Linked DNA regions of Homo sapiens: region 1 is linked to region 2. The links are chromatin loops, found by intact Hi-C in ENCODE. Cell type or tissue: heart right ventricle. All regions are shown on one strand. Links, peaks and the distances in the headings refer to the core of each region. The heading gives the core; the rest is flanking DNA.

Region 1 (12,925 bases), core at 2,196-10,195, 83 kb before region 2:
TGACACACAGGCACACCCTAACAACCCAAGGTCTGTGTTAATCACCTCATATACCACTCTAAGTAAAAGATGATAGTTTTGGTAGTGATCTGGAATCAGTTCAACTCCTAGCTCTGTATCAGTTGTGTGACCCTAGGCTGTTTCTTCATCTCCTTGAACCTCAGTCACCTCATAAAAAAAAAAAATTGGAGTACAGGCCAAGTGTGTTGGCTCACACTTGCAATCCCAGCACTCTGGGAGGCCAAGGTGGGAGGATCACTTGAGGTCAGGAGTTACAGAACAGCCTGGACAATAGCAAGACCTTGTCTCTACTCAAATAAAAAACAATGGCTGGGCGTGGTGGCTGACACCTGTAATCCCAGCACTTTGGGACGCCGAGGCAGGTGGATCATGAGGTCAGGAGTTCCAGACCAGCCTGGCCAATATGGTGAAACCCCGTCTCTAATAAAAATATTAAAAAAAATTAGCTGGGCATGGTGGTGTGCACCTGTAGTCCCAGCTACTTGGGAGGCTGAGGAAGAAGAATTGCTTGAACCGGGGAGATGGAGGTTGCAGTGACCCGAGACAGTGCCACTGCACTCCAGCCTGGATGACAGAGGGAGATTCCATCTCAAAAACAAAAACAAAAAACATTAACCAGGTATGGTGGCACATGCCTATAGTCTGAGCTACTCAAGAGGCTGAGGTGGGAGGATCCCTTGAGCCCAGGAGTTGGAGGCTGCAGTAAGTTCTGCACTCCAGCCTGGGCCAGAGAGCTAGACCCTGTCTCAACATGACAAAAAAAAAAAAAAATGCCAGGCGCGGTGGCTCACGCCTGTAATCCCAGCACTTTGGGAGGCTGAGGCGGGTGGATCACGAGGTCAGAAAATTGAGACCATCCTGGCTAACACAGTGAAATCCCTTCTCTACTAAAAATACAAAAAACTAGCCAGGCGTGGTGGCGGGTGCCTGTAGTCCCAGCTACTCGGGAGGCTGAGGCAGGAGAATGGCGTGAACCTGGGAGGCGGAGCTTGCAGTGAGCCGAGATCGCGCCACTGCACTCCAGCCTGGGTGACAGAGTGAGACTCTGTCTCAAACAAACAAACAAAAAAAAGTACAAATAGGGTAGCAATATTGTAATATTTAGCATGGCATAGTGGGTACAAATAGATAAAAGTACAACTTTTAGAACCAAACTGCCATGGTTTAAACCTCAGCTCTGCCAACAGGGTAGCTGAGTGACCTTAGGGGAGTTAAGAACCTCTTTATGGTCATTTTCTCATCTGTACAATGGAATAAAAATGGTACCCACCTCAGTGGTTATGAGGATTAAATGATTATCAGCTACTGTTTGGTACATATTCAGTAGTAATTGCCCAGCAAAGGTCAGGTATCATTATGGTTAAATGAGGTAATGCATGTAGAGGCTTTGGAGTGTCCAAGAGCAGTCAATAAGACAGTTGTTGGTATTACAAATTGATGATTTACAAATACTTTTGAGTTACTGATCTATTATTGTTGGTTTGATTTTATAGGCCTCTCTCTAATACAATAAGGTTCAAGTTTAAAATGAGAATTTTTACACATTTTATTTAAATTATAACAGTCTTTGAACTAACTGGTGGTGTTAAGATGGTACAAAACCTCTTACTGATGCATTAGCTTTATCACCATTTTATAGAATCTGGTAAGAACCTCTTGCTTTTGGGATCCCGGTTAGACCCCTGAAGGGGACATTCATGCTCACCGCTCCACAGACTTGCCACAAACAGTATCCCATTTGTCTCTGACTTCTCCTAGGAAATTGTCAAGTTTCTGACTATCTTCGGGAAGCAAAGTCTTTTCTTTCAGTGCTCTGCCAGTTCTAATTGTGGTATCATACACAGGCTGCTTGCCACCAAGAGTCTTCTGAAACTCCTATGTTTCCAGAAAGAAAAGAAAAAAGTGTTAAAAGTCAGACGACATCTTGATTTGGAACAAAAGAATTTGAGTTTTCAGGCTAGAAACCAAATAAAGTATGAATATCACCACTTTTTTTGAACTAAAATTAACCATAGCTTATCCTTAAGAAATTTATAATTTTTTGTTTATACCATATATAGAAGTGCCTGACAATTTGTGAAAGCCTACAGTTTTAACTAGTTACTCCCATAACTACTTTCCTTAAACTGTTATTTAAATGAGCAAATATCATGATTAGACCATCTAGATATAAAATGGAACCCTGGCTTCATCATTTTGACTTTTAAACATTAACCAATTGGTTTTCTTTTTACTAGCTCTGATTTTTATTTTTGGCAAGATACAAGCTTTAGCGAATACTATGGCTTGGGACCTAAGAGCAATTAACTGCTTTACCTTATGCTTAGAAAGCTGAAGTTTAATTTTGTCTGGGTCATTGGATATCTCTAGTTCTGAGTCCAGGTGACTCTCTGCATCTTCTAGCCAGTCAATCAGTTTTTTCCAAGCTTCATGGAACTAAAATTACATAAGAAATAAGTTAACAGGAATGAATATACACACTATACAGCACGTTTGAGAATCATCCCAGAGACTCAATACATGCAGCCCAAGACTCTTCAGTGAATTAGTATCTTTCTTCCCCAACTTACTTGTTTTGCCCGCTTCCTGGCATCATCTAGTGATCGCCCTCTTTCAATAGATCGCTGGACAACCTTCTCCCATCGAGACTGCACGCTCACCAACAAATTCTTGATCAGAACAACATCCTGCTTTTGGCTAAGGAACTTTAATTGATTCCCAGTTTGATCCAGCTCAATGATCTGGTCTCGATGAGCATTTACTTCATTAGCAAAAACCTGAGGGAACAATAGTGCTCTTTTTTAGCTTAAGATAAGATAAAGGGGCATTTCTTTCAATTAGTGCTTTCAAAAAGAATGCAGCATCATAATATCATACTTACCTTGTGCTCTTCTATCTGGGAAAGGACAGTATTTAGAATCAGGCTTGGTGGAGAAGCGATGTTTAAACTCTGCTCTGCTAGAGTGAGCCAGTTGATAAATTCTTGTAGGGAATTCTGGAATTCTGTTGCCAAGTTGAGGGCCTCTTCCAGCTTTGACTGAATTTCAAGTAAAACACACACACACAGAAAGAAAAAGCGCCAATTTCAGGAATTATAGGCTCAGCGACAAAGGCATGAATTGTACAACAAATGAAATGACCTCTAAAAAGGAAGCCTCATTTAATCAACGTCCAAACATGCTTTATTTGTAAAGAAGGGGACATTTTAATGTTAGTGTCTGAAACAAATGGGCAAGAACTGTGTACATGGAAAAGGAAATAGAGCACAATAAGCAGCTAAGTTCCTTTCTCTGCTACTCTCCACTTCCTTGAACGGGAATAAGACTATTCAATAACTGTAAGTGAACAGACCCTTTAGTGGTGACAGCTGCAGGATCTACAACCTGCTTTGGGTAATGTTTCAGTTTCCTTTAATGTACTTTTTGTGGTATAAAAACAGCTAAATGAAAAGCAATTTACTATGAAGATGATGTTCAATGTAGTACTCTTTGTTTAAATACATGTTTTCAGAAAATATGGCATATGAAAATATGAGTCTAAAAATTATGCTTATGCTATAAGAAGAAGAGGTAACGAAAGAAGCCAAGACATTCTAGGCAAAAATCTGACAACACTAGATGTAGATTTTCAGACACTTTCATTTACCTAAGAATGGCAACAACAAGAGCTCATTCAGGGAAAAGGCTACTCCTCACAAGTACGCTTCAATCCCACAGAGTTCATAAGCTCCATCCTCAGAGACCTACACTAACCTTTTGGTAATGACTTCTGCCTCTGGCCCCCCTACTAGGCAGGCAAAGTAAAAATGACAGGCTGACAAAAATGAGTATTTCCAAAATATTCACAGAAAAAACTCCAAGATGTACACCAAAAACGTTAACTGTTGTTAATTCTACCTGACTGGGTTGTAATTTCTATTTTCCTCTTTGCGCTTTCAGGTTATTTTTGTAACCACCCCCCACCAAAAAAAAAAAAATTACAATAAATGTTATAAAAATGTACAAACCCAATCTAAACAAATCAGGTGGAAAAATGAAATCCACTTCAAATATATATAGAAATGTTTAGAAATTAATATATTACAAGTTCCTAGATGATAGGAATTCTTTCCACATCATTCTATCCACATATTCTTTATATATTTTTTATATCTACTTTATAGATATAAAAGATATACTTTTATATCTAATTTATATCTTTATATTCTTTATATCTACATATTCTTTATATTTTCTTACTACAGCACCACACACATTTAATAAATGATTTTACTGATCCTGAAGGTAATGTTTCTGCAAAATAATAAACTATCCTTGACACTCAGCTTTTGCCTGACCATTTCTGATAATGGGCAACTATGTCTTAAGGTATTTTGCTCAACTATTAAGAAAACTCTCTGAAAATTTCTTGGTTATGAGCTGGAATCTGTCTCAGTTTATTTAATCTTAGCTTTGCCTTCTGCAGGATCTATGGATGACAGCCTGTCCAAGGATTGTTTTCTCTTTTTTTTGGAGATAGGTTATTGATGTCACCCAGGCTAGAATGCAGGGGCACCATCACTGCTCACTGCAGCCTCAACCCTCCAGGCTCAAGTGAGCCTCCTACTTCAGCCTCCCAAGTAGCTAGGACTACAGGCGTGTGCCACTACACCTGGCTAATTTTTAGGTATTTTTGTAGAGATGGGGTCTTGCTATATTGCCCAGGCTGGTCTCAAACTCCTGGTGTTAAGCAATCCTCCTGCATCAGCCTCCCAAGTGCTGGAATTACAGGCGTGAGCCACCAGGTCTGACTCTGTCCAAGAATTAGCATACACTTAGGTCCTTTAGCCATTCTTAATATAATCAAATTACCCAATCCCATGCTAGAAGGTTTTTAGGAAATTAATGCTTCTCTCAAGATGTTCATGTGTTTTATGCCCTTCTGTTCATTAATTTCCCAAAGATAGGGTCGTCTTTAGTGTTTCCACCATAAATCAGGCACAGGACTTGGCACACACTTGCTCAATAACTATTCATTGAGTGAATGTGGTCAACAGGTTTGTGTATGTATATATTTCATACTTGATCTGAGCAGCAAAAAATACAGTGAAACTCTGTACTCATAAAAAATAATCTTTTTGGGCAAACACCTTGATCCCTAGTCATCTTTCATTATTTTGTAGAGAAGAGAATTTGATTTTTGAGGATGAGTGGGAAGAGGTCATATAATTTACTTCTCTCCTGATTTCTAGTAAATTTCCTTGCACACTACATTTACGTTAGGAACCAAATTCCTTGTGGAGAATTATTCGTCAGTCCCTATATGCCCTGTCCCCAATCTCTCAACCCCAAGATACCAACTCCAGCAAAACCTTGTTTTTAAGTAGAACACAAATTGGTGATTAATATAGGACATAAAGCCCATCACGAAGCGATAATGGCAGTAATGTCTTAACAGGTAAGGAATGAATAATTATAAAAGCAAATAACAACAGAAACTTATACCATCAATGCAACTCAACACAGATGGAATCAGTTCTGCAACTTCTGTTACAATACCCTGGTCTTCAAAAAATCTTCATATAAATAAGATGGCAATTATTATACATGCAATCACTCAGCAAATTACTCAAACATGGGGATCATACACTGTACCTTTCTTTCTTCCATCTTACTGCTGACCACATGCCACTTCTGCTCCAAAAGTGCTACACTCTGTTCTGTCTTGGAGCCAGACCCAGAGTCGTCACGGCTTAGAAGCATGAGTCTGCCCTTGTCAAGTAGTTGATTATAAGTCTCTTCCTTGGCTTTCAGCTGGGAATAGAGTTCCTACAAGAAAAGGCAGGAAAGATATCAATTCTACGAATTCTCTGGAAGACACCTACATATAGATTCTGTAGCAGAGTCTGGGAAAGTCCAGGAAGGGCTCATCTTGATTACAAGCCATTCTTTTGGATTCAGTTCAAGTGCTGAGCCATAAGGGAATGAAACCCACCATACTTAATAATAAAATTAATTGTAATAACTAAATACTGATTACTTAGAATTCATTTGTATTAAAATGTAAGTATTAACATATTTTACTAAATAACAAGTGGCAAATTAAAATATTAAAATAATTTTATCACCCATAGAAGAAAAACTTTTTTTTTTTTGAGATGGAGTCTCACTCTGTCACCCAGGCTGGAGTGCAGTGGCAGTGATCTCGGCTTACTGCAAGCTCCGCCTCCCGGGTTCACACCATTCTCCTGCCTCAGCCTCCTGAGTAGCTGGGACTACAGGCGCCCGCCACCACGCCCGGCTAATTTTTTGTATTTTTAGTAGAGACGAGGTTTCACCATGTTAGCCAGGATGGTCTTGATCTCCTGACCTCATGATCCACCCACCTCGGCCTCCCAAAGTGCTGGGATTACAGGCGTGAGCCACTGCGCTCGGCCAAGAAAAACATTTTTTAAGGATTAGAGATCCCTCAAAAGACTCCAATAATCTATTTCCCCTTTTCATGAAAAATTTGCCTAGAAATTATGTTGCTTTTTGTTCTAGCATGCATTCTTGAAATACTGTCGGGTAACTATTTGATTTCCCTAAACCCCCCTTAAGTAGTTTCCTTCTTAAGTGAAAGCACATCTGTGTTGTATATTTGTCTTCTTGATGCTGTCATCTTCAAGTCAATATATGTGTGCCAGTAAAGCTGATTAACTCAAAATTTCCAGCTGACCTTCCCTGTCACTACTGCTGCCTACTGTAAGGTATTAGAAGCCTGTAACAGGCAGCAATCCCCAAAGGTTATACTATATGTTTGATAAAAATGCACTACTTTGTAGATTTCCAGATACATATTAATTATGACTGTGAACTTGGAAAGGAGCTAGTGAATATGGGATGCTTATGCTCAATTTCAAAAAATTGCTATTACCATATGTGTATCAAGCTGTTCCCTAGCAGTTTCAGGAAGTCCTCCTGTGGGCTTAGATGCAGAAAGCTGGCTCTCCATTCTAGTAAGTTCCAAGAGGAAATCTTCAATTTCACTGTGGAAGCCCTGGGCCTTTTGAGAAAAAGATATATCAACCATGTCAGTAGTCATTTCTCAGCTTTAAAAGTCAACTTTCCAAATGATATGAGGAGTTTATCTTGAGGAAGGAATTTTCGGCTGCTCTCTGGCAAAGCTGTTCTGTTGCTAGATTAGCATGGGGCCAATATTATTGCTAGAATCTAGCAGAATCCTTCAGACCTCACTATAACATATTATAAATGCCTGATACGATCAGATGAATTGACTATTGATTAAGGTACTGTTGAATAGGAAGAGACCTGACTTGATCCAAGAAAAAAAGGGAATCTGTTATAGTGAAGATCTGCTAACTTTGAATGTGAATAAAGAGACTGAGCTAGAAATGAATTCAGAAAAGAACTACCCAATCAAAAGCTGCTCTTTCTAGATAAGTTACAGCACAGTATTAACCTTCCCCTCAAGACATAAGGGATTCTTTGCTTTTCAAATTGATCTCTTCTCTCTGACTTAGATAGGCTTTCTGTTATCTGTATAGCTCTTCCTACCTTACTTGGATGTCACATGTACCTGCTGCAGAGTTGACTGAAGCTGCTGCTCCCTCTCCTCTGTTTTCTGTAACACTGACTCCCAGCATTGGTTCATGGCTTCCAAACGGCTCCTTAAGCTGCTGGCATCATCTCCAGCACTGGATTCAAGAAGCTCATTGCCAGCTTTGTTGACTGTTTCCACTGTGGCTTGATGAGCCAAAACATCATTTTTTAGGACCTAAAACATGTTGAACAACATAATTTATCTCTATGGATATCATCTAACTTGGTTCTCTTAAGATATACACAACATTCAAAGGCTGCTGGTGGCAGCATCTGGTCTCAAATCAATAGGGTTAGAGATGAAAAAATGAAAATACTTACATGGTGCTTTGCGAGCTCAACTTCAATGACTTTTGGGTCTCCACTTATTGGTCTCTGAGCATCTAACAACTCTTCGGTATGAGTCAGCCAACTCATTAGTTCCTCTAAGGCATGCTGGAACTGACCAAGGGCCAACAGAGCCCCTTCTAGTTTGTGCTACTCAGGAAAAGACAGAAAGGGAATATTCAATACGAAATTAGAAAAGAGCGGAGAGTAGTTCACTGATGTCATCTACCACCTGCCTTACCTGTCGGTGGGCAATTTTCTCACCCAGGTTCTCCCAGAGGTGTTTGAGTTCTGTCAGTGGTTCTCGTATAATGTCTCTGTCCGTCTCATCAGTAGCTTTCTTTAACATCAGTTCACCCTGGTGATTAAGCTTCTCCATCTCAATTTGCTGTTGGTAAACTTCTACTTTGAACTCCTGTCAAAGACACACTCAATGTTAACATCAAATCAAGCCTTTAAAAACTATAATAAAACAATTCTTCTTCAAAAGCCATACCCAGATACAAACCTTCATTTCATTTAACTGATCTTTAACAGTATTGAGGTCAGTGCCAACAGGGGGCATGGTGCAGAGTTTAATCACAGTGTTATCTAGCCAGTCAAACATAGCCTAGAACAAAAGACAAGTAAACAGTCAAAAACAACCAGAAGAATTTGGGAGAGAATTAGCATTATCTCTGCTAACATAAGAAGACATAAATCAATCAAAGCACCTTGTGCTGTTTGTGATTTCAGGTAAGGGGCACAGATAAAGAATAATGATCTTTATATTAATAATATGGTGATTTAATAATGGAGCCAACATTATCAAGATAATGTTCAAAATAAACTACAATTTGGAAATACTAAATTTGAATAAAAGTGAAGATTTTTCAATCCCAGCTAGCAAGCTCATGATGTTCTGAAGCAACTGTGCCAAACTGTGCTTGAAGATAACCTGGGTTTGGAACCTCTGGCAAGCAATGACTTTCACAGTAAGGCCAGCTTCACAACGTAGCTGAATGAATCTATGATGAGCAGGCAATGATAAACATGGCAGGAAGAGTAAGAATTCAGACAGATGTCGCTACTTTTTTCACTACAAGTGGGGAACTTTGGCTAAATTTGTGGAAACACCACTATCTTAGGTCTGCAGTCCTGTGAAGGTGATCCACTTTTGTGCTTAATTCCAAAAATGACAAAAATGGCAAAAAACAGAACCTGTATTTCCTTGGTGGTCACCTCCTGGCCTCTCACCTGAAGAGTGTCCTGATACTGCACAGCAGCTTGCATAGCATCCTCAAGTTTTTCTAGCCTCTCTTTCCATGTTTTGTTTAAGTTCTCCCAAGCATTATTCATCTAGGGGAAAAACATTCAATCAGATTCTTCAATCAATACCACTCTTCAGTCTGGGCCCACTAATGTTCTAACTGAGTGCCTCATCCATTTCTCCACACCTCATCAATGCTCTTCCTCACTTCAGGCTTCTCAGTTTCTCCACAGGCAAAAATCAAATCTGCTCCAAGGATCCGAATAAACTCCAGCTCTTCATGCAGACCATCTGTCTCTTCCTTAATAGTCTACATGTAAACGAATAGAATATAAGCCAAAATAGAAAACAGAACAGAACTTACCAAACTTTGCAAATGTGATTTATACCCCATCAATAGCAGATGCTCAACATAACTGTCAGTTTCACTTATCTGGACACTAAAGCTTCAGACTCTACATGGTTATTTTTCATATATACAAAATATATATTACATATAGGTATATGTATATATAAAATACTATAGAAAAGGTATGGTGAGGTTCAATAATTTACCAAAGGTTCACCCCTTCCTGCCTCCAAAGAAATTATAATCAACAGCTAGAAGTCTATTACAGAGAAACATATCAAGGGTAAAATAACACAGTACAAGTCACAAATTTAAGTGCTGACAATAGAGTATAACAGAAGTGCTGGGGTCTATGATCTTGAAAAAAACTCTGTGCCAGATCCTAAAAATTGGCTCATGTATTGGTATTGACCCAAGGTGGGGAGGGAAAGAATTTCTCTATGAAAAAATAGCTGAAATAAAAGTAAGAAATTAGAGAAATAATATCAAGATAGGCTTGGCTTATGCTAAATGGACAATATGAGGTAAGAAATGTTGTTGGTAAAAAAGAGACTCCTGGGCCAGGTGCAGTGTCTCACGCCTGTAATCCCAGGACTTTGGGAGGCCGAGGCTGGAGGATTGCTTGAGCCCAGGAGTTCTGGACAAGCCTGGGCAACATGGTGAAACCCCATCTCTATAAAACATAAAAAAATTAGCCAGGCATGGTGGCATATGACCCAGCTACTAGGGAAGCTGAGGTGGCTGGATTGCTTGAGCCCGGGAGGTGGATGCTGCAGTGAACCAAGATCATGCCACTGCAATCCAGCCTGGGTGACCCAGTGAGACCCTGTCTCCAAAAAAAAAAAAAAAAAAGAAAAGAAAAGAAAAGAAAAGAAAAGAAAAGAAAAATAGCACCAAAAACTAGAAAAAAGTATGTCAATGTAACAACTGTTATCTCTAGATAATGAGTCCAAAATTGATTTTTATTTTCTACCATCTATTTTTCTACATTTAAGAAATGTAATATAATGAGCAGGTTTTTTTCAATTGGAGAATGTCTCACTTAAAAAGAAACTTTAGGCCTGGAGTGGTGGCTCACGCCTGTAATCCCAGCACTTTGGGAGGCCAAGGTGGGTGGATCACCTGAGGTCAGGAGTTCAGAACCACTCTGGTCAACATGGGGAAACCCTGTCTCTACTAAAAATACAAAAATTAGCCAGGCATGGTGGCACATGCCTGTAATCCCAGCTATTCAAGAGGCTGAGGCAGGAGAACCACTTGAACCTGGAAGGCGGAGGTTGCAGTGAGTCAAGATCATGCCATTGCACTCCAGCCTTGGGGACAAGAGCAAAAAACAAAAACAAAAACAAAAACCTTTAAGGTACTCAGCCTGGCTAAGCAGTTAACATACCTCACTTTGATTTGATAAAGTGCTTTTTCTAGAGGACAGACACCTAAGAAAAAGGGTTTTGTTTCCTTCTTACCTCAGCAGCTTCAACCTGTTGTTTGATGATGGAAGGATCAATGCCTGGGCTTTCCAAGTCATGGACAATATCCTGGGTGTCTTTGATGGTGGTCAGGAGAGCTGCCATGTCATACCAGAACTTCTCTGCTAATTCAAGGACATCAAGAAATTTGATTTCTCGTTCTTCAGCCCGAGCTTTGATGTCCTCCCAGAAGAATACCATTTGATCCAATTTATCCTGGATTTCTGAGGAGGTTAAAAAAAGAGATATGAATAGGACTTTCTGAAGAGCCTGAAATTGGTCTATTCAGAAATTCCATGTAACTCTGACCTTTTCAATGAAACTATTTTTTAAAAAAATGCTAAGCATTTATAACTAAAGGATAATTTTCTATTTTAGTTTTACTATTATTTCTTTTTCTTTTTTTTTTTTTTGGAGACAGAGTCTTGCTCCTGTTGCCCAGGCTGGAGTGCAGTGGCGCAATCTTGGCTCACTGCAACCTCTGCCTCCCAGGTTCCAGAGATTCTCCTGCCTCAGCCTCCCAAGTAGCTAGGATAACAGGCATGTGCCACCATGCCTGGCTAATTTTTGTATTTTTGGTAGAGTCGGGGTTTCACCATGTTGGCCAGGCTGGTCTCGAACTCCTGACCTCAGGTGATCCACCCGCCTCGGCCTCCCAAAGTGCTTGGATTATCAGCATGAGCCACCACACCCGGCCTATTATTTATTTCTTTTTTTAGAGAGAGGGAATTTCACTCTGTCACCCAGGCTGGAGTGCAGTGGTGTGATCTTGGCTCACTGCAACCTCTGCCTCCCAGGTTCAAGCGATTCTCCTGCCTCAGCCTCCTGAGTTGCTGGGATTACAGGCGCATGCCACCACACCCAGCTAATTCTTGTATTTTTACAAAATTTCACTATGTTGGCCAGGCTGGTCTCGAACTCCTGGCCTCAAGTGATCTGCCCACCTCAGCCTCCCAAAGTGCTGGGATTATAGGCATGAGCCACTGCGGGTGGCTCCGGCCTATTATTTATATACTAGCGTTTTCCTCTTACATTGGTATCCCACATACAGGGATCACAGAAGTAATCCAGAAATGAGCTATCATCTACTATAAAGGTAGTGCTAAGATACAAAACCCCTAACTTACAAAAGGGCTAAGATGAGAACTCTTGTTTCCAGTGTTCTGTGTTAAACTTGTATGTTTCCCATGGAAAGTGTTACAAAAGGTAGCTATGTTCTACCCACTATTGATACTGTAGTTTACTCACGTTAGGGGTTAAAGGAGCTTTTGTTTCCTGGCCTGGGAATCTAACTACCAATTGTAACCTTGTTTCAATGGCGAAATGTGTTCTGAATTCCAAATGATTTTCCAGTGACTTTCTGGAATACTCATTACTGGGGACTGCCTTTACATTCAAAGAAATAAATAAATCTGGTGGGATGCTGAAGATAACCACAGCCTAGAATTTATTCTGTTGATTTTTAAAAATAATGACAATCATCAAGCACCTTTTGCAGCCAGATCCTTGTCTGCTCCCTGAGATCGTCCAATAAGCTCCTCTCCACGGCGCTTCAAGGCCTCAAAGGATGGCTGCAGTTTTTCTAGCTCCACGGTGGCACTCTTATTGTCACTGATGCACTCTCTGATCTTGTCTACTTCAGCAGGGATCAGTGGTGGCATACGCAGGCGAGAGGAAAGATTCTCCAGTGTCTCCAACATAGGCTCAATTTTATCATGAAACTAAACAAATGTTGGAACATTACCATCACAGCATACCTCATCACTCTTCTTGGAGAAGTGTTAGGGAATAAGGACAAGATATTATCCTACTACTGTTTAGGATAACCTGTGCTCAGTTTAGCCCAATGGCTATTAAGTGTTGAGTTTGGTTAAGAAACTGTTTTGGGCCAGGGGTGGTGGCTCACACCTGTAATCCCAGCACTTTGGGAGGC
Region 2 (12,925 bases), core at 2,718-10,717:
TCAAGCGATTCTCCTGCCTCAGCATCTCGAGCAGCTGGGATTACAGTCTCCTGCCACCATGCCCAGCTAATTATTTTTTGTATTAAAAAGCCCAATTAAAAAATCTGATAAATATGTAGGACAACTTCAATCCACTGGAGAGTGGCTAGGAATTACAAAACAGTCTTGTCTCCTCTAAACAAACGTTCAAAGACTTGGGAGGTACCATGACAGGACGTAAAGAATGAAAGTTTCAGGAGTCAAATACACCTCACCTGAAATTCAATCACACTTTGCCACTTACCAACTTGTGATCTTAAGCTACTAAACTACTCTAAGCTTCATGGTCTCTTCTATAAAATGGGGGTAAACACACTATCTCCACTATTATTTAACATTATACTTAAGATATCAGCCAGGCCCAGTGGCTCACGCCTGTAATCCCAGCACTTTTCGGGGCCAAGGTGGGTGGATCACTTAAGCCTAGGAGTTCAAGACCAGCCTGGGCAACATGGCAAAACTCCATCTCTATTTTTTAAAAAAAGTTAATTTAATAATTAAAAAAAAAACAGCCAATGCAATTAAGAGAAAACAATCTGTGGAGTAAGAATTGGAAAAGAAGAGATAAAACTGTATTTGTAGGTCACATGAAAGTATATTTGTATGGCCAGGCACGGTGGCTCACGTCTGTAATCCTAGCATTTTGGAAGGCCAAGGCAGGCCCATCACTTGAGGTCAGGAGTTCATGATCAGGCTGGCCAACATGGTGAAACTCCGTCTCTACTAAAAATACAAAAATTAGCTGGGCATGGTGGCGCACTCTGTAGTCCCAGCTGCTTGGGAGGCTAAGGCAGAAGAATCACTTGAATTTGCGAGGAGGAGGTTGCAGTGAGCCAAGATTGTGCCACTGCACTCCAGCCTGGGCAACAGAGTGAGACTCCGCCTCCAAAAAAAAAAAAAAAAAAAAAGGCCAGGCATGGTGGCTCATTCCTGTAATCCTAGCACTTTGGGAGGCCGAGGCAGGAGGATCACTTGAGTTCAGGAGTTCAAGACCAGTCTGGTCAATGTGGTGAAACCCTGTCTCTACTAAAAACACAAAAATTAGCTGGAAATTGCTGGAACCCAGGAGGCGGAGGTTGCAGTGAGCCGAGATTGTGCCATAGCACTCCAGCCTGGATAACAGAGCAAGTCTCTGTCTCAAAAAAAAAAAAAAAAGTATATTTGTAAAACCCAAGATAATCAACAATAAAACGAAATCAAACAACGAAGTAGTTAAACAAGGTAGCAGGCTATAAAATTAACACACAAAAATCAATAATGAAAACTTCAACTTACTATAGCAACACAAAAGGCTCAATCTTAGTAATCAACTAACAAGAAACACAAAATCTAAATTTTAAAACACTTCTGAAATTGGGTGCAGTGGCTCTTGCTTGTAATCCCAGTTGCTGGGGAGGCTGAGACTCCTGGGAATCACTTGAGCCCAGGAGTTTGAGGATGCAGTGAGCTATGATCATGCCACTGCACTCCAGCCTGGGCAACAGAGCAGGACCCCATCTCAAAACAAAAAAGAACAAAAAAATCAAAAACACTCCTGAAAAACACAAAAGCAGATCTGACTAGATGGAAACACATCCATAAAAGTGCATGCGTATGTATTTGCTTATGTATGTATATGTGTTTGCGTGAATGAATACATTTAGTGTGACCCACATAAAAATGCTAACTTCTCTAGAACTAATGAAGGTGATTCCTAAATTCACATAGAAAAATAAATGTGCAACTACACCTATGAAAAACTTTGAAAGAAAAAAATTGAGGAGGACTAGCTCTCTACCACACATTAAAATATACCATAAAGCCTCTATAATTAAAATAGTATGCTCTGGTACATGAATGGAAACACCAGCAAAACAGAATAGAAAATCCAGAAATAGGCCAGGTGAGGTGGCTCATGCCTGTAATCTCAGCACTTTGGGAGGCCAAGGTCGGTGGATTACTTGAGGTCAGGAGTTCGAGACCAGCCTGGCCAACATGGTGAAACCCCGTCTCTGCTAAAAATACAAAAATTAGCCAGGCGTGGTGGCAGGCCCCTGTAATCCCAGCTACTTGGGAGCCTGAGGCAGGAGAATCGCTTGAACCTGGAAGGCAGAGGTTGCAGTGAGCCAAGATCATGCCACTGCACCCCAGCCTGGGTGACAGAACAAGATCCCATCTCAAAAAAAAAAAGAAAAAAAAGAAAATCCAGAAATAGACTCAAAGACATATAAAAATTGTGTATATGATGAAGATGGTTTCTTAAATCTGGGGAAAATATGGACTTTTCAAATAAATGATACAGGTTGGATATCCTTTATGCTTGGGACCAGAAGTGTTTTGAATTCCAGACTCTTCCAGATTTTGGAATATTTGCATTATACTTAGCAGTTGAACATCCCTAATCTGAAGCTCTGAAATCTGAAGTGCTCCAATGAGTCTTTCCTTTGAGCATGACCTCTTGAGTGTCATGTCAGCTCTCAAAAAGTTTCAGATTTTGGGCTGGGTGTGGTGGCTCATGTCTGTAATCCCAGGCCTTTGGGAGGCTGAGGCAGGTGGATCACGAGGTCAGCAGATCGAGACCATCCTGGCTAACATGGTGAAACCCCATCTCTACTAAAAATACAAAAAAATTAGCTGGACGTGGTGGCGGGCGCCTGTAGTCCCAGCTACTTGGGAGGTTGAGGCAGAGAATGGCATGGACCCAGAAGGCAGAGCTTGCAGTGAGCTGAGATCGTGCCACTGCACTCCAGCCTCGGTGACAGAGCAAGACTCCGTCTCAAAAAGAAAAAAAAAGTTTCAGATTTTGGAGCATTTCAGATTTTGGATTGGGGCACTCAACTTCTATTATGAACAACTAGATAGACATAACAGAAAAAGGTAACATGATTCATACTTCAGAATAAGCTTAAATTGTTAAAAGATTCAAATGTAAAAAAAAATTAAAACAAGTTTTAGAATAAAGCATGAATAAATTTTTTCATAACCTGGGTGTGACAAAAATCTTTCAAACTATGACTAAAAATACATATTTAATAAAATACTCATAAAATCTTCTATGTAGAACAAAAATTCCACATTTACGGCCGGGCGCGGTGGCTCACGCCTGTAATCCCAGCACTTTGGGAGGCTGAGGCGGGCGGATCACGAGGTCAGGAGATCGAGACCATCCTGGCTAACACGGTGAAACCCCGTCTCTACTAAAAATACAAAAAATTAGCCAGGCGCGGTGGCAGGCACCTGTAGTCCCAGCTGCTCAGGAGGCTGAGGCAGGAGAATGGCGTGAACCCGGGAGGCAGAGCTTGCAGTGAGCCGAGATCGCGCCACTGCACTCCAGCCTGGGCGACAGAGCGAGACTCCGTCTCAAAAAAAAAAAAAAATTCCACGTTTACATGGCAAAAAACACCATAAGTCAAAAGCACAATCTGGGAAACAATATTTCTAACATATCACAGATAAAGAATTAATCTCTCTAATATATAAGAACTCTAAAAAAAAAAAACTTTAAAAATTGAGAGAAAACCAAAAATCTTTACCAAAAAATGACAAAATACATGAACAGATAGTTCACAAATAAATGACTCTTAAATGTAAAAATACACTCAACCTCGCTCATAAGAGAAATAAAAATTAAAACCACATTCACATATCATGTTTTACCAATCACACCAGAAAAAAATTAAAAGCTTGATAATAAATTTTGTTGGTGAGGCTATAGGGGAAACAGGTACTCTAATACACTGCTGCTGGGAATGCAAAATGGTGAAATTTCAATGGAGGGGAATTTGGCTATTTCTAACAAAACTATACATGTATTTACCCTTTAATGCAACAACTCCACTCTAGGAACTTATTCTGAGGATACACTTCCAATATTATGGGAAAAAATACACACAGCTATTCAGTAGTAATAGCACAATTTCGGAAACAACAATTCAAATTTCCACCACGTATGAGTCTTGTTGGCCAGGTGTGGTGGCTCATGCCTATAATCCCAGCACTTTGGGAGGCCGAGGCGGGCAGATCACTTGAGGTCAGGAGTTTGAGATCCTGGCCAACATGGTGAAACCCCATCTCTACTAAAAATACAAAAAAACTACCCAGGCATCGTGGCAGGCACCTATAATCCCAGCTTCTTGGGAGGCTGAGGCAGGAGAATCACTTGAACCCAAGTGGAGGTTGAGGTTACAGTGAGCCAAGATCGTGCCACTGCACTTCAGCCTGGGCAACAGAGCGCAGAGTAAGACTCTGTCTCAAAAAAAAAAAAAAAAGAAAGAAAGAAAGAAAGAGTCTTGTTGATTAAACTGTAACTCTTCTACACAATGAAAGTATGGTTTAAAAAACAAAGATCTCTGTGAATCCATATTAAGTGATTTCCAAGACATATTAAGTAAAAAAGCAAAGGATTACGTAATATACCCTTCTTTTTTGTAAGGAAGAATGGAGAATAAGAATGTGTGTGTATGTTCATTTTGGTAAAAAGGAATAGAAAAAAATAAACCTGAAATGTGTTACTATGGGGATGGGTGAAAATGGGATGGAAGAGACAGGAAAGACAATGAGAATATATCCTTATTCACTTCCTATACCTTGAGTATAACTTTTTGAAGAGTTTTAACTTTTGACCTATGTTAATGCTTTACATATTTAAAAATAAGTTTAATCAACAAAGGTAGAAAAATAAAGTCCTAAAGTTGAATACAAATAGAAACAAATCTAATTATATAAGAAATTACAGAAAAAATAATTCAGGTAATTTTTGAACACAGTACATAGTGGGTCATAGGCTAAGGACAAAAACAAATCCAAAGAAATCTTCAATTTTATTTAGCAGGTTTGTTATTGGTAGAAATACTAATGTAATTCTAAAACTATCTTATATTTATTGTAGAATAAAACAAATAAGTAAATATATTAAAGTTGCTGGGAACTAGGGTTCTCCCTACAGGAAAGGAAGATACAAATGTGGAAAGGAGGAAGATTCCTATGGTGTTGCGTTGAGACTAGACTATCAGTATGATTTTATGATATAAGAAACATACACATATATTTCCTAACACTATCTATTAAAAAGAACCTAAAAGTAGTGACACTCCAGTAGCTCATCTAGTGTCCAGATTTGGTTTCTAAATATCATTCCCCACTAAAAGTGGGACTCCTTGGATAAATAGCTGATTTCAGATAGGGGACAAGGAAATACATTATTGTGCCACAAATATCTTAAGTTCCAAAAGTGCTCTTATGCTGAGGAAGACATGTCAAAAAGCCACAGGAGACAGCTTGAAGAGGCTCCCACCGACCACATTTGGGAAAACGTTAAGTATCATAAAGAATAATGGTAATAACAAATATAGAAGCCCATAATGATACTCTCTTTTATATTTTTATAAGAGAGGGAAAACAATTAGCAACTGGTGAATCTAGGTGAAGAGTATGCTGGTGTGTAATGGACCATTTCTTCTGCTTTTCTGTAAGTTTGAAATCATTCAAAGCAAAAAGGAGAGCAAACCAAACCAAACAATGAGATTCCACTTTAATATGGAAAAAGTTAGAAAGCTGGATAAAGCGAAGGCAGCAATGCAGAGATACAGGAATGCTGAAGTACTACAGGTGGGAATGTGTGCTGGTACAGCCATTCTGGAGCTCAAATTGGCCACTACTGAGTCGAATTAAATTAATATATGCATATACTATGACTTGGCAGTTTTACTTCTGGATATATATCTGTGGTAGCTGTTAATACTTTTACCAAATATTTCTAGCTTTGCACCTTCTAGGTAAGTGGTGAGATTACATTTCCTCACCCTCTTGAAAGGTATAGGTGGTTTTGTGGAAAGTGCTTTGACTAATAAAATGTAAATAAATATAATATGCCCTTTTACCACTGAGGCAGTAATCATGAAAGCTTATATCAGGATGAAATCTCCATCAATCTGCATCCCTTGAGTGACTATGATGAACTGAGTGGCCCTGCTGATTTGGGTTGAACATGTAATAAGAGTGAAAAATAAATATTGACTGTGTTGCTTAAAAAATGGACAAATGATACCTAGTTTACGGGATCACTGTAATAATTCCCAAAGATAATGCAGGTAGTTTCCAGTATACTGACTGATGTAGTATGCGCTCAGCAAATGCTGGTTCTCTCCCTGCCCTTCTCTTCCCTTTATTCTGCTAACATGGCAGATATATCCTCACCTGGATCTGTTGGAAGAAATGTGTAATATCTTGATCTGGCTGATTTCCAGAGGCCAGCATCCGACTTTTGTTTTCCATGAACTGCTGCAGCTTACCAGAGAGGTGTTCAAACATCTCTGCCTGGGGTAGAAGCTTCTTTAGGGAGCTCTCCTTTTCTTGCTGCTGTAGACAGAGCTGTTCGAACCGCTGGCTCACCTCTGCCAGTTTGCCCTGCAGCACTGCTGCTGTAGTACTGTCTGCTGTCTCCATGAATCGGGTCACCATCTCACGGGTGGCCTCCAAGCTGCTCTTTTGCCGAGCAATGTCCTGCTTCAATTTCTGTCATGAAGAACACGTCTGTCAGCTCCTGGTTCACTTATTCCAGGACATCTGAGCCACAAACTAATAACTATATGCTATCTCACAAGGGGGACTGGAGGACTGCAACCGAGCCTCCAGAATACCACACATCTCATCACCTTAGTTCTCCACCCCTTCTACCACATGACTTTGCTATCTCCACTTTCATTCCAGCTCAACTGGGTAGAAATATCTTTACATAGATTAGTTATCATTTCTAAATCTTATTAGATGATTCACAGATATTAGGTTCCCTCTTGTTACTTTTTCAACATTATGTAATGATGGCACATAGCAAACATACCCTCTATGCTAGCTCTTGGGACACAGATCTTACCATATTTGTGGCTAAGGCTTCCTGGATGACTCCTGATGAGAGTGATGACACCTGCTTCCCTTCCAGGTTTTGTTCAACTTCCCCAATAGACTGCAACAGGCTCTCCAGGCTTTCCTGGACACTCTGAGATTGGGCAATTGCTTTCTGCAGCAGAGAAGATCGCTCAGCCAGGCTATAGGAGAGGCTTTGGAAGTGGCTGAGTATGGAATCTGAAAAATCAGGCCATGAAAAGAAAGAGTGGAGACAATTTTTGTATTATGCTTTTAAAGACTTTATTATTAATATTATTAAATAATAAATAATAAAAATTATTATTATTATTATTATTATATGGATGTGGTCTTAATATGTTGCCCAAGCTGGTCTTGAACTCCTGGCCTTAAGCAATCTTCCTACTTCAGCCTCCTAAAGTGCCTGGATTACAGGCATGAGCCACCATGCCCAGTCCTACATTGAACATAGTAATTGTAATAATAATTGACATTAAGACCAATAGAAGGAATAAGTTTGAAATGCATTAGTATCAGAGCCAAGTTCAATAAGCATTAGTTATTTACTGCATACAAAGAACCAGAAATTGTACTAGATGCTGAGGACTAAAGATACTTAAGTATCTTATCTGACATCTACAACTTAAGACTTTAAAACAGAGCATAGGCAGAGGAAGATGCATCACAATTAATGATAAAAATCAAATCTTAAGTGGTATATTAATACTAGAAGTACTGTCCTCGAGAAGCCCAGAAGGAAGAATAATTATCTTTCGTTTCTTTTGAGGAGTGGGATGGCTAAGCTAAGCTATTTAACATATGCATTACCTCACATACTTATCATTTTTTTGTGGTGAAAACACTTAAAATATACTCTCACAGCCATTTTCAAGTATACGATATATATGTGTGTGTGTGTATATATGTGTGTATATACATATGTGTGTGTGTGTGTGTGTATATATATATATATATATATATATATATATATATATATATTTTTTTTTTTTTTTTTTTTTTTTTTTGAGACGGAGTCTTGCTGTGTCGCCCAGGCTGGAGTGCAGTGGCACGATCTCAGCTCACTGCAAGCTCCGCCTCCCAGGTTGATGCCATTCTCCTGCCTCAGCCTCCAGAGTAGCTGGGATTACAGGCGCCTGCCACCATGCCTGGCTATTTTTTTGTTTGTTTGTTTGTTTTGTATTTTTAGTAGAGACGGGGTTTCATCTTCTTGGCCAGGATGGTCTCGATCTCCTGACCTCGTGATCTGCCCGCCTCGGCCTCCCAAAGTGCTGGGATTACAGATGTGAGCCACCACGCCCGGCCTGTATACGATATATTGTTATTAACTATAGTCACCATGATATACTCTTGGCTACATCTTGAAGCATGGGCAAGATTTCACCACGCTTGGTAAGCATTCAATAAATGTTATCAGCTAAGCAATAGGAAAAACTTCAGGGGTAATACAATGTAAGTGGTTTACTTGGGAAAGAAAAGTAGATGTGGCTAGAAGATAGATGTCTGGGGAAAAGGGACTGAAGCCAGATTGTGAAGGTCCTTCAATGGTGCAAGAATAAAGTTCATTAGAGGATAAGCTCTTTGATGACAATCTATGTCTATTCATGTTTATATTCTCAGCCTCTAGCCTGGCACCACAGATATTTGCACAACACAATGTGACATATTGCAGAATAGAGGTACATACTAGGAATTAAGGGAGTACTATTATACTGTTGCTGCTTTATACCTGTAGTTTCTTGAACATGCCTGTGGTCTGGGGCTGGCTCCCCTTCAATTTCCATTATGTCACGAGCTACTTTTTGGAGTTTTTCCACAGGTACTTGGTGCTCAGCCAATTCCTCCTGCAACTGCTGCTTGTCCATGAAAAAAACAAAAGAAAAACATCTAAGTAATCAAAGATGATTCTAGGAATCCGGAGCTACTGAACAGCTTTACAGAATAATTGTAAGTTTAACCATAGCCATAAATATTAGAAGCAAGTGTTTAGCACTCAGATCTTGTCCAAGGCATCCCAACCACTGCCTTTATTTTATGTAAGCATTTGCTTTATTTTGGGGTACTTTACGCCATGGAATACAAGGTCTTGACACCACAACACAGCCTGTGTCCTGACTTACCTTTGTTGTTGCAAGCTGCTCCTGGAGAACTCCAGGGTCAGAGGCAACAGTATCTGAGAGGAGCTTCTCCACGTTGGCCTCACAAGCCTGCATCCAGGCCTGCAGGCTGTCAGCACTGTTTTGGAATTGATGATACTGGCCTAACAGCATATTCAGGTGAGATCCTAATCGTGTACACTGTGCCAGAGAAAGAAAGGTAAGCAGACTTAAGCAAGGTCAGGCCAAAGGCAGCAGCTGCCCAAAGAAAGAGGCCTGGCTTTGTTACAGACAACTCACTGTAACTTCAGATAAGGGTATTGCCAGAACCCATGGATAGATGGGTAGCAATGATCTCTAAGTGTGGGTCCCCATTGTTTGCTCCATACTATTCACCTTGACCTTCTTACATTCCCAGGAAAATTTAATGAGATGTATGACAAGCTTCCAAAGAAATGAACATAAGGTTGCAGACAAAGGTAGGGGTTAAGAAGTGCAAAAAGTATTCTTTCTTGGGGATTAGAAGTGTTGGCAGAAGGCATAAGACAGGTAAGAAGAGCTGACTGGATTCTAAACTTTAGAAGAGCGAGCAAGTTCTTTAGATAGGAAGGAAGGTAAGGATTCACCCTAGATGCTCTGTGAAATAAAGACAGAAATAAAGACTGTGCAATTGGTTTAAATTTCCCCTGTGTGCTATGTCTCTTGGGAGTCCAAGTCTGCTGGTCAGGATACAGGAAGGGGAATACTTCCACCTTCACCATCAGTGTGATATACTCCTGCCAGTGCTAGGTATTAGGTATTAGCTAGCTATCAGGCCTTTGGGCTAGTACCTATGTATTTTACATTTTGTGCATTGTTTGTGAAGACCTTCTGCCCATGGTCCAAGTATAAATCAGCTCTCCTACTGTGTCCTGGAGTTCTTATTCTGAGCCCCAGACACTACCTACATTGTGTGAAGGCTGCCATGATTGTTTCACCAAGGATGCCAGGAACTGCCCCCTTACCTTTGAGTGGAGAGCAGTGTATCTTTCTGTTGCATCCTTCAACTTGTCCTTTACTAAGTTTCCAATTTCTGATGGTTCTTTGCCTTCCTTAAAACTGTTTTCCATGTCCAAGACTTTCTGTCCTGAGATAGTCACAAATCTCAAGTCTCCTTTGTGGGAAATGACATCCTCTGAGAAGCTTCCTTGCCGCTTTAGCAGGGAGGGAAGGGTCTCGGGGCTGCTGCCTCCCTTATGCATGTTCTCCAGCTCTTTCTCGGATCGTTCCAACCAGCTTTCAAACTCTTTATGATCCTGCAGAAATTTCTGCAACTCATCCTGAAGTGTCTGCACCTGCTTCAGTTCTGCCTCTGATTGGGCCAGGGAAGTAGAGTATTGTTCCTTTAGCTCTCCCAGCTTCTGTTGCAGCATCTGTTGCTCCTCAGGTGTGAGATTGTGGCCATGCTGATCCAAGAAGGCCTGAGCTGACTGGGTGGCCAGAATGAAATTTTGCTGCTGGGACAGCAATTCTTGGTGACGGGCCTGGTAAAAAAAAATCCCCCCAAACAAAGGACAATCAGTAGGCAATCCACAATAATTTGAGGTATACAAGACTGGACTTCATACTCCATGTGAGGTCTGCTTACATTCAGCCTTGGTCTTTTCACCCACATTGCTGTCAAGTCATACACCTCTCTCAGTTTTGCTGCATCTCACATTTTTCCCTGTTAACTTCATTTTATTCAGTTCAGCCCCTTGTTTTAGGTATAGCCCTTTAATTTAGATGCTGACTCTTAAGTTGTACTTATAATCTTCAAGGACCATCTACCTATAAGCTAGAAGTAGGGAGAGGTCTCTACCTCTACTCAATAGATCACTTTTCCAACTGCTCAGAAATCACCAATATCAGTCACTCTCTAAACAGTATGCCACATGCTAATCCCCTCTGAACTGACACGTATAGGACTTTATGGTTTTCAAAGAGATTTTACATGTATTATCTCATTTGCTTTGTGGCACGACCTATAATGTAGGTAGACAATATAATACCCATATTAAGAGTAAGTGAATACCAAAAAGACGTTATATATCTTGACTAAGGTCATGCAGTTTGTTAACGAACAGAACTGCAACTCAAACCTGACTCTCTTCGCTAAACTGTACAAATGGACAACTAATAATCATCTACATTAGTGGAAGGGTAGCTGAATAAATCATACATGTGACAATATAAAAATTGTAAGTTTGGCCAGGCATGGTGGCTCATGTCTGTAATCCCAGTACTTTGGGAGGCCGAGGCTGGCAGATCACAAGGTCAAGAGATTGAGACCATCCTGGCCAATATGGTGAAACCCTGTCTCTACAGAAAATACAAAAATTAGCTGGGCATGGTGGCAAGTGCCTGTAATCCCAGCTACTTGGGAGGCTGAGGCAGGAGAATTGCTTGAACCTGGGAGGCAGAGATTGCAGTGAGCCAAGACCCTGCCACTGCACTCCAGCCTGGCAACAGACTTGAGACTCCATCTCAAAAAAAAAAAAAATGCAAGTTCTTAACTGTGAAATATGTCACTCATGTGTCCATGAAGACTGTCCCTACTAGGAAAAGCCATGGAAAATTAATTCAATAATTAGAGATTAAACTGTATTTCTGGGTAATAATAAGTAATTTGTACTTTTTATTTGTATGTACTGTGTCTATGTGCTTATACATAGACCTTCTTTCTATTCCAATGGAATATGAGTTCTTTGAGGAGAGCTGTGAGTTTTTGTTTTGAAACATATATTGGGATGTTCTTCCTGAATCTAGAAGACAGTGGGAGTTGTCAGTGTTCCTTACTACCTATACTGTTTATGCCACTACTTAGAGAAGGACTACAGATCATCGTCTAGTTTTAGCCTGTATCAACAACAACCTGATAGCCTCAGCTTCCCACATCATTTCAAGAAAGCTGAGTGACTAGGAGGCTGATGCAGGAGTATCACTGAAGCTAGGTTTTTGAGACCAGCCTGAGCAACAACATAGCAAGACTGTCTCTTAAAAAAAAATTAATGAGGCATGGTGAGTCCACACCTGTTACAGTGAGCTATGATCGTACCACTGCACTTCAGCCTGGGTGGCAAAGTGAGGCCTCATGTCTTTAAAAAATAAAAAAAAGCTGGGCGCAGTGGCTCACGCCTATAATCCCAGCACTTTGGGAGGCCAAGGCGGGTGGATCACGAGGCCAAGAGATCGAGACCATGCTGGCCAACATGGTGAAACCCCGTCTCTACTAAGAATACAAAAATTAGCTGGGTGTGGTGGCGTGCACCTGTAATCCCAGCTACTCAGGAAGCTGAGGAGGAGAATGGCTTGAACCCGGGAGGCAGAGGTTGCAGTGAGCCGAGATTGTGCCACTGCACTCCAGCCTGGTGACAGAGTGAGACTCCGTCTCAAAAAAAAAAAAAAAAAAAAAAAAAGCAGAAGAAAAAAAGAAAGCTGGAATGACAAATATATCTTGCTCAATTAGATAGTGAAGTGGGAGCGGTACTACAACCTTGTCTGTATATCACCTAGGTGTCCTTCATTCTCACCTTCCAACTCATCTACCTATAAGGCAGTTTCCTTCCTAGAATGGAGATACCACTTCATTAGGTTGACTGCTGCCAGCAAAAGGTGTCAGAGGAGCCCTATGACAGCAGAACCATTTTTGCTCTGTCCTCTTATAAGACTACCAGGGCTTTGGGGGACACAGTATAATGGACCTTCGAAAAGCGTCATGCAAGAGGCAGAAATCCTATTAATATAAAATATGACAATGGTCCACAAAGGCCACTGAACACAAGTATTCCAGCTAAGCCAATATTTTTTCTATAAAGGTGTCACCACTAAAATATATGATCCATGTGTTGTAAGTGTCCTAAATATGTAATCTTCTTTCAATCATTCAATAGAATGTGCCTGTATATGCCAGT

What was found. Hi-C counts contacts between places; a loop is a spot of excess contacts. Peaks named below come from ENCODE experiments on the same cell type or tissue, not always from the same donor. Only the 100,000 strongest peaks of a DNase experiment are listed, where the experiment ranks them.
Region 1: it touches region 2 in a loop (2.0-fold over the local background); 12 of 110 quality-filtered maps call a loop at or near these places.

What each region holds. Positions count from the first base shown.
Region 1 is chr1:39,437,565-39,450,489 of GRCh38, reverse strand. MACF1 (microtubule actin crosslinking factor 1) reads right to left here. Exons shown (of 101, transcript NM_001394062.1): 71 at 12,482-12,713; 72 at 10,990-11,216; 73 at 9,365-9,487; 74 at 9,165-9,266; 75 at 8,437-8,538; 76 at 8,170-8,343; 77 at 7,923-8,078; 78 at 7,579-7,776; 79 at 6,916-7,044; 80 at 5,655-5,828; 81 at 2,903-3,058; 82 at 2,592-2,798; 83 at 2,338-2,457; 84 at 1,727-1,896. Among named protein-coding and RNA genes, the nearest start is that of BMP8A, 48 kb to the left of the region's middle. In heart right ventricle, for the core only: no CTCF peak of the experiment used is centred there; no DNase peak of the experiment used is centred there.
Region 2 is chr1:39,354,966-39,367,890 of GRCh38, reverse strand. MACF1 (microtubule actin crosslinking factor 1) reads right to left here. Exons shown (of 101, transcript NM_001394062.1): 45 at 9,998-10,516; 46 at 9,018-9,194; 47 at 8,627-8,750; 48 at 6,890-7,098; 49 at 6,214-6,531. Among named protein-coding and RNA genes, the nearest start is that of BMP8A, 130 kb to the left of the region's middle. RefSeq lists an enhancer at 8,341-9,540. In heart right ventricle, for the core only: no CTCF peak of the experiment used is centred there; a DNase peak (open chromatin) is centred at 6,451; H3K27ac peaks cover 1,694 bases.